Linked DNA regions of Homo sapiens: region 2 is linked to region 1. The links are chromatin contacts, found by Hi-C in ENCODE. All regions are on one chromosome and are shown on one strand. Each heading gives the region's core, a stretch centred on a gene start or an enhancer-like site at or near the end of the contact. The rest is flanking DNA. Distances are from core to core; before and after follow the strand shown. Region 1 holds the start of SCAI (suppressor of cancer cell invasion). Region 2 overlaps MVB12B (multivesicular body subunit 12B).

The links. Hi-C counts contacts between places; a loop is a spot of excess contacts on that map. Pooled maps may share reads with other maps.
Region 2: a loop to region 1 is called in a pooled map, with 3 times the contacts of the local background. The contact joins the enhancer-like site here to the promoter of SCAI in region 1. A Hi-C loop is called at or near these places in 3 of 50 pooled maps.

Annotation. Positions count from the first base shown.
Region 1 is chr9:125,140,875-125,144,893 of GRCh38, forward strand. SCAI (suppressor of cancer cell invasion) reads right to left here and starts at 2,654. Exons shown (of 18, transcript NM_001144877.3): 1 at 2,511-2,654; 2 at 1,759-1,803. The coding sequence starts at 2,563. RefSeq lists a silencer at 2,273-2,772.
Region 2 is chr9:126,468,634-126,472,527 of GRCh38, forward strand. All of the region lies in intron 7 of MVB12B (multivesicular body subunit 12B), which reads left to right. Among named protein-coding and RNA genes, the nearest start is that of NRON, 60 kb to the left of the region's middle. Within about 2 kb of position 2,543, at least 16 of the 41 ENCODE cell types and tissues checked have a DNase peak (open chromatin) inside an H3K27ac peak, as active enhancers do.

The DNA of each region.
Region 1 (4,019 bases), core at 1,404-3,903:
ATTTACTCCAATATACCTAAAATATTGTCTCACTATGTCATCAATATAAAAAGTTACTGAGAAATTTTATTTATTCAATTTTTGTACTAACTTGAAATCTAGCATGTATTTTATACTTATCTCATTTCAGACCCTAAATTCTCATTGGAAATATTTGATATATACTTAGATTTCATAAAATGACGGATGAAAAATACAGACTCACATACCCAAGTTGTTCAAAACATACTTGAACGTTTTCCAATAGCTGATCAAGTAGCAGTTTCTCAAGTTAATTTAATTACAATTAAATAAAATTAAAAATTTAGTTCCTCAGTCATGCTAGATGCATTTTGAGTGCTCACCCTGCATATGGTTACTGGATTGGACAGTACAGGCCTAAAGTGTGACAAGGAAACTCTGTTGGCACTTCCACCATCAGCATTTCGTGTCTATTTACTATTGAGGTTTTCTGTGTATTAACATCATTAACTTGCCAGATATTAACTATGAAAGTAGTCCTACTGGTCACATAACTACAGTAGCTTACTTTCTCTAGGTCAATGCCAACATCTGTGAAAAAGGAATCATCTAATGACTACACAGAATTGCTATGTAGTACCTCTCACATGGAATGCAGTCAAAAATGTTTATGTGATAAATATATCTTCATCTCCATTACTCAAGGACTAATTCACTTTGTTTGTGGACTACTTAAACTCTTTGCTTCTATTTTCCTAAGGTTCAACCATTCGAGTTAACTACACAGTGTCCAACGACAAAAGATAAAGCAATAAGAAAACCTACTTTCAATTGCATATTTATTAGCAGCATTATGGTATAACAGTTAAGAGCTTAAGCTCTGGAGTCAGACTGTCTGGATTCAAATCCTGGTTTTATCTTTTACTAGATGCATGATTTTGGGTAAATATTTGGCCTCTCTGTGTCGCAGTTCCCTCTTCTGTAAAATAGTGACACTACATATTCTCTTAGGGTTCTTTGAGGATTACAGGAGAAGATACACATAGAGCATTCGTACACAGTACTTGGCACATAGTAGATGCTCAATAAAATTAGTTTATTTTTTGAGGCAGGGTCTTGCTGTGTTCCCCACACTGGAGTGCAGTGGCATGATCACGGCTCACTGCATCACTGCAGCCTTGACTTCCTGGGCTCAAGCAATCCTCCCACCTCAGCCTCTTGAGAAGCTGGGACTACAGGTCCACAACACCCGCTCAGCTAGTTGGTTTTTGTTTTTTTAATTTTTTGTTTTTGTGGGTACATAGTAGGTGTATATATTTATGGGACCGGCTAGTTTTTCAATTTTTTGTAGAGACGGAGTCTTGCTCTGTTGCCCAGACTGGTCTTGAACTCCCAGGCTCAAATGATCCTCCTGCCTCAGCCTCCCAAAGAGCTGGGATTGAAGGCATGAGCCACCCCAGCCAAGATGAGCTTTTTAAACAGAGATGCTGGAGAAAATGAAATTATGGCTAAGGTTAAAAAAAAAAATAGCTGAGATCCTTACACAACATCAAAAAGTAAAAAAGTAGGATTTCTCAAGATTTCCCACATTATCTTAGATACCAAGAAAAAAAAAATCGACTGTAGAGGTAGTAATTTGAAGTCCTCAAAAGAAAAATCATGCATGTGGTTATATTCTTTTAAAAGGGGGATAAATAAGAAACTTCATCTACTGACAGTATACAATTATGCAGTACGGCACAGGTGCAGCCAAGCAAAAAGAAAAACATGAAGCAAAATAGGAAGGCACTGCCTTACCTGCTTCTCCGTTTTCGAGGCGGTTTCTCCACTGTGCCAGTCAGTCTGCAGACCAAACAAATAAGACGGTAACTAAAAGTAACATACAAGAAAACATCTCCCGGCGCTACCGTGCCAGTCAAGAACTAAATAGACCACCCTCTGGGACCACAGGCTCGCCAAGCCCAGATCTGACCTTACAAACGCCTCATGCCCTGTTTCCCCTATTTACCAAGACCTAGCATTCCTGGGACTCACCGTTCCCCCAATTCCCCCTGAGCTCAAACCTTCCTGGTCCCTCACCCCATCCTCGACCCCTGCTCGTCACAGCCCAGCTCCCCAAAATCACCCACCTCCACCTACTCATTGTCTGCCTCGTCACCCCCGCAAGCCCCCCTAGCCTCCCCTTTCCTGTGCCCACCCGTTCCCGACCGTGCACTGCCCCCTCCACGCCCCGCCTCTCCGGGCCCGGCGACCCCCGCATTCCACGGCCCCTCCGGGGGCGCGCCCGCCTTGCCCCTCCCGGCCCCGCGCCGCCAGCCTCACCCCTCGGCGCCCCTTCCCTCACACGCCCCTCTCACCTGGCCTCGAGGAGGCGATCGCGCCCAGCCCGCGCCGCCGCCTGCAGGCGCCCCCAAGGTCCCCCCAGCCTGCACCCCCCGCCCCTCCGGTCTCTGCGCCCCGAATGCTCCACCGCCCCGAGCCGCTGCCCCTGGGCCCGCTCCCTGGCCCCCACCCCATCCCCAACCCCGGCCTCCACCCAGCCCCCGCACCTGGGGGCCAGGCGACTCCGCGGCTGCTGGGGCTGCCGGGCTCCTCTGACCATCCGGCTCCTGCTCCGCCGCGGGAGCTGCTCCGGCGGCCGCAGGGCTCGCTCGGGAAGCTGAGGCGGCGGAGGCTGGAGTAGGCGGAGAGGCGGGAGGAGGGCCTCGCGCCTCTGCCAGGCTTGCCGCGGGGCCCGCCTCCTCCGCGCCTCTCCTCGGCTCCCATTGGCTAGAGCAGTAGTGTGGACGGAAATCTGTCAGTCGATTGGACGCTCGGCCCGTCACATCCCGCGCTGCCCACCCAGAGGTTTGGTTGAGACTGCAGGTGGCGGCGGAGGTGCCTTAGAGATTGCTAGCAGGGCCGGAGGAGACCCTAGCGCCACCATGCGTCTAAAAGTAGGAACTGCACCCCCGGCTCCAGACACCTGCCCCAGGTTCTCCTGGCTCTGCGTCCTGCATACCACACACCTGCTGGCGCCCCTCCACCTCTGCACCACGCCAGGACCGAAAACAAGCCCTGAAATCTCCCAATTTCTTCTAGCAGGTGAGACAGTGAGGCAACTCTCACAAACGTGTTTCCTTTTAAGCCACCTCGAATGCGATCCTTGTCCCTACATCTTGCTGAAATTGTCTCACAGCTCACAGCTACCCCTCAAAAAGGACCCAGCCAGAAAACTCTAAGAATCCACCAAAATAAAGCATGGTTTGGATGCTCAATCCTCTGCAGAAAAGCTCACTAGCTTGGGTGCAGGCTTTTAAGAAAGTAAGATTTTTTTTTAATTACCATGAAAGAAAAATCAGCACTACAAACAGAACCAATGCCATACTAAAAGCAACGTGTTCCATTTTGAAAGGCCTGGACAAATTTGATCCCTGAATGGAAGCTGACCATCCTGATTGTGTGACCATTGCAAGTTCTACACCAATTAATCAATTTTAAAATAAATTGTACTGTATTTTTTGACAAACAGGCATGCAAAACTGCCTTTCATAAGCATAGTTACCCTTCTTCTGCTTTAACAAAGCCATCCTTGAAAATAAGACTCAGCTCATTAACGTATTATAAAATTCTTGAAGGTGGGAAGGCCTCTCTAAATCTCTACTCCTGTGTGAACTTGTTTGGTATATTCTCAGCATCTGTTCAGAGTTGGGAGGAGGCATAAAACTTTCTCTTAAGTCACTTCCATTTTATTAGAACATCTTTTATGCCTCAATAATATGACAGCGTCGAGTAGTACATGTCAACATTGGGGTGGGGAAAATCTCTCATTGATCTCCATAAGCGGCAAAAATTAGGATACTAGTTTTTCACAAAACCAAATGTATTTGGTGTAAAGAGTTGTCTTTTCTTCTGAGATGGTCCTACCTACATCTTTAATGGTAAAATGACTTTCCATTTATGAAGTAATACTGACGGTAAATTGTAGTAGGAATTGAAAAATTGCTTTGAAAAAATGTCAAATCTCTGTTGGTCCCCCAAATTAGTATTTCACGTAATCCTAAAGTCACAGAACCACA
Region 2 (3,894 bases), core at 1,293-3,792, 1.3 Mb after region 1:
GCGTCCCTCGCCTGGTTCAGTGTCAGAACTTCCTCCCTGGTGTTCCTGCTCCAGCCTCACTCCCTGTAATTCATTCTCCTCTCCATAGCCAGGGAGACGCTGTTAAAACCTAAATCTCCCCATCTCTCTCTCCAGCTCAAAGACCCTTTGGTGGCTCCCCAGGGACCTCATGATGTCCTTCAGTCTGCTGAGAATGGCCATCAGGACTCCTGGCAGGCTGGTTCTTGGTTGTCTCTGGACCCTACTTCTATGCAACAGTTAAAAAGGCTGAGACACAGAGCTCTAAGAATTGATGTGGAAACACAGTCAATTGAAAAAAAGTAAATTGCAAAACAGTTACTTATGCTGTGATGCTATTTTTATTAAAAACACGAATACATACAAAACAAAATTCTGGCCAGCTGTAGTGGCTCATGCCTGTAATCCCAGCTACTTGGGAGGCTGAGGCAGGAAGACCCCTTGAGCCCAGGATTTCGGGGCTACACACAGCTATGATGGCACCACTGCACTTCAGCCTGGGTGATAGAGCAAAAGTCCATGTCTAAAAAATAAAAAAATAATATTCTGTCCTTTTTCTATACATGCCAACACGCAGGTGAATGCATGGGAGACAGGCCGGCAGGACCCCAGGCACTGTGTACAGACCACTACCAAGGCTTGCTCTGAGAAGGGTCCAGGGATCAGCGGCTCCGGATTCAAGGGGTGCTTTGACTTAGCTATCCTATTGGAATGGTTTCCTTAGAAAATATATTCATGTGCTGAAGTGTTAAAGAGTACAACTTAAAAATATAGATGGGTTGGTTTTGAGAAGGTAAAAAGAGCCCTGGCAGAGAAAGTGCGTCTTCCAAGCCTGAGGTTCCCTGCTCCACAACCGAGGGGTGTATGTGATGCTCAGCCTGGGGGACAGGCGTGCTCCGTAGTCACAGGCCATGCCTGTCAGGCCCTTGCTGTCAGTTACCCCCCGTGGCTGCAGATCACACTGCCTGTTTTAGAGCATGCCTTCTTCCAGAGGATGTGGTCGCTACTAGTGGTAACGTATCTGCATTGGACCTTGGGTCTGCTTTTTGTTCTGCATCTACAAAGCTCCTTTGGTCTCGAGCTCACTGAGGAGTTTCTGCGTTTGTCGCTGTGGGCAGCAGGTGTGTGCACTGACCCAGTGGCCCCTCAGCCACCAGGGTACCTTTGAACTCATGTGGAAAAGTATCACTGAGTTGCGTTTTATCTTTACCTTGAGCAAAATGCAGTTGATCCCTGCCCCAAGCCATTAAATATTTATAACGTTAAAAAAATGTTTCTTTAATGTCTCTGAGCCTCTCTTTTCTAAACTGTGGAAGAAAGACAATAACAATACCTGGACTGCTATGATGTTTAAATGAGATAAAAACATAAGGCCCTAGGTACAAACTAGCTGCTCAGTAACTGTTAGCCACTGGTATTAGTATTAGTGAGTATTAGTGTTATTACTGCCGTACAGAGGAAAATACCCTTTCGCGGTAGACCCCTTTCTGCCTGCTTTCCCATAAAAACAGGAGTGCAGCCATATTAAATTACATAACCCAGGGGCTGTGAGTCCCAACCCAAAGACGTTTGGAGGGACAAAAGCAATGTTTGCTGAGGAGTAACTCATTGGGTCCCCCAGACCATGGCTCTCCGTGGTGTCTGCTATCTCTGGTGTTGCAAGTCAAGCTCGACTTGGAAGCAAGATCCAAGCTTCTGAGGCTCAGTGAGAATGTTCTTGTTGTGTGTCGAGTTTCTTGTGGGTGTGGACTGTGGGGCAGCTGCCTTCCCTCTGTGCTCCCATAGCTTTCAGAGAACTGCCCTGGACCTGCATGAGGTTGTGCAGCCCAGCACTGCACCCTGGACCCTGGAGGGAGGGACTGCCCTGAAGGAGGAGGTGGGGGGGCTGGTGGCCCTAGATTCCTCCCAGGGCACTAGGGATGCAGAGGGATGAAGCGAGCCCCTCAATTACAGTCTTCTGTGTAGAGATGGGGAGCCTAGGAGGAGTCAGTGCTCTGTGTGTGTGTGTGTGTGTGTGTGTGTGTGTAATCCAGATTGCTCATGCCAAATAGAACCTCTAAGAATGTTCGTTTGTGGTGTGAGGGCACCCTGGTCTGGGTGCCCAATGAGTGACTCCTTAGCAAACATTGCTTCCGTCCCACCAAACGTCTTTGGATTGGGTCTCACAGCCCATGGATTGTGTAATTTAATATGGCTGCACTTACGTTCTTATGTGAAAGCAGGTAGAAAAAGGTCAACCGTGAAAGGGTATTTCCCTCTGTACAGCAGTAATAACACTAACACTAATACGAATGGCTAACAGTTACTGAGCAGTTCGTTCGTACCTAGGGCTTTATGTTTTTATCTTGTTTGAATGTCATTGCAGTCCAGGTATTATTATTTTCTCTCTTCTACAGCTGAGGAAAGAGAGGCTCAGAGAGATTAAATACTTGTCCCAAATTACAGAACTAGTTAGAAGTGGGGCCTGGTCTAAACTCATTTCCTGCAGAAACAGCTGCTTTCGACATAAAACCGCAGCCTTGCCCCATTTTCTCAGTGGCTGCTGTGGTCAGGCTGTTCTTTCCTGTTGCTGTCTGATCCCTCAGCGGTGCTGCGGAGTGGGCACAATTATCCTCATATGACAGATGAAAATCTGACTCTGAGGTTAAGTGACTTGCCCAAAGCCATACGGCCAACAAGCACTGGGCCCAGCTCGGCGTTCACACGTGTCTGACTCCGGCGCCTGTGCTCCGTCCTCCCGTGCTGCCTCTCACGCGGGGGACTCGGGAGGCTCCGGCAGTGGCTGATAAATCACTCCTTTTGGCTTATGAATAACATGGCAAAACAAATTACTTTGGGGATCTAGAAGGAAGTTGTTGGCCCTGTGTAAACTCAATTGGAATGTCACTGAGCAGACAGCTCTGGAGGCATCTACAAATATCTTCCAAGGAATATCCCCAAAGTGAAATCACCAAGAAAGCAAAACAGGCTCCGTGTTTTGGTTTGCAAATGAGTTTTGAGAAATGGCCTTGAGATCTTGAGTTGTTGGCGTTTTCCCCATTACAAATTGTAAAGGACTTTTGAAACGCCACAGGAAAGGGGCGAAGAAAGGCTTAGGGTTGCTGATTATTTACAGCTCCAAGCCCCGGGCAGGTACACAGAATTAAAGGCCTCCCACCACTCCAATTGCATTTAATTTTATTCCGAAAATGACTACCTGCCAATAAGCCTCATTGTTCACCAGCATCTCTGCAAGTACTTTGAGGTACTATTACCCGAGTTCACTTAACACCGCTTGACAACTTTAAGCAGATAACAATTGAGGTGCTGGTAATAGAGTCTGTTTTTTTTTTTAATTTTTACATTTTTACCACATGACTTTATGACTCTCTTTATCAAGCATGTTGAAATTAATCCATGTGTTGATTGGAGTATTTCCTCACCCCTGCTGTGTATTGAGACGTTGGGGAGGGATAAGGGTTGGCGGCTCTGAGCAGCTAGGTATTCCGGGGCAATGGGTGGTCCTAAGTCCGGAGCCTTGGGAGTTGGTCAGTGGTGGGTTTGTGTTGAGCCTGCAGAAGTCTGAGGTGTGTGTTTGGAGGGGAGAATCAAGGGATGGCTCTGGAGGACTGCCTTGGCAGGTAAAATTATAGTTCCCATATGAAGGGAGGATGCAGGAGCTATAATCCCATCTCGTTGCCAGGCAAAGTTCCTACAGATTCATGGCAGAGCTGTCTGTGCAAGCAGGAATCCAATTTTATGTCCAAACAAATGCAGCATGCAGATTGGACTGACTGCTTCCCCGAGAATAGCAAAGACAGGCATTCAGGTCAGCTGGCAAAAAAAAAAAAAACCCACCACCCCCTTTTTCCTCCTTTAAAATAGGGGGTGGGATTA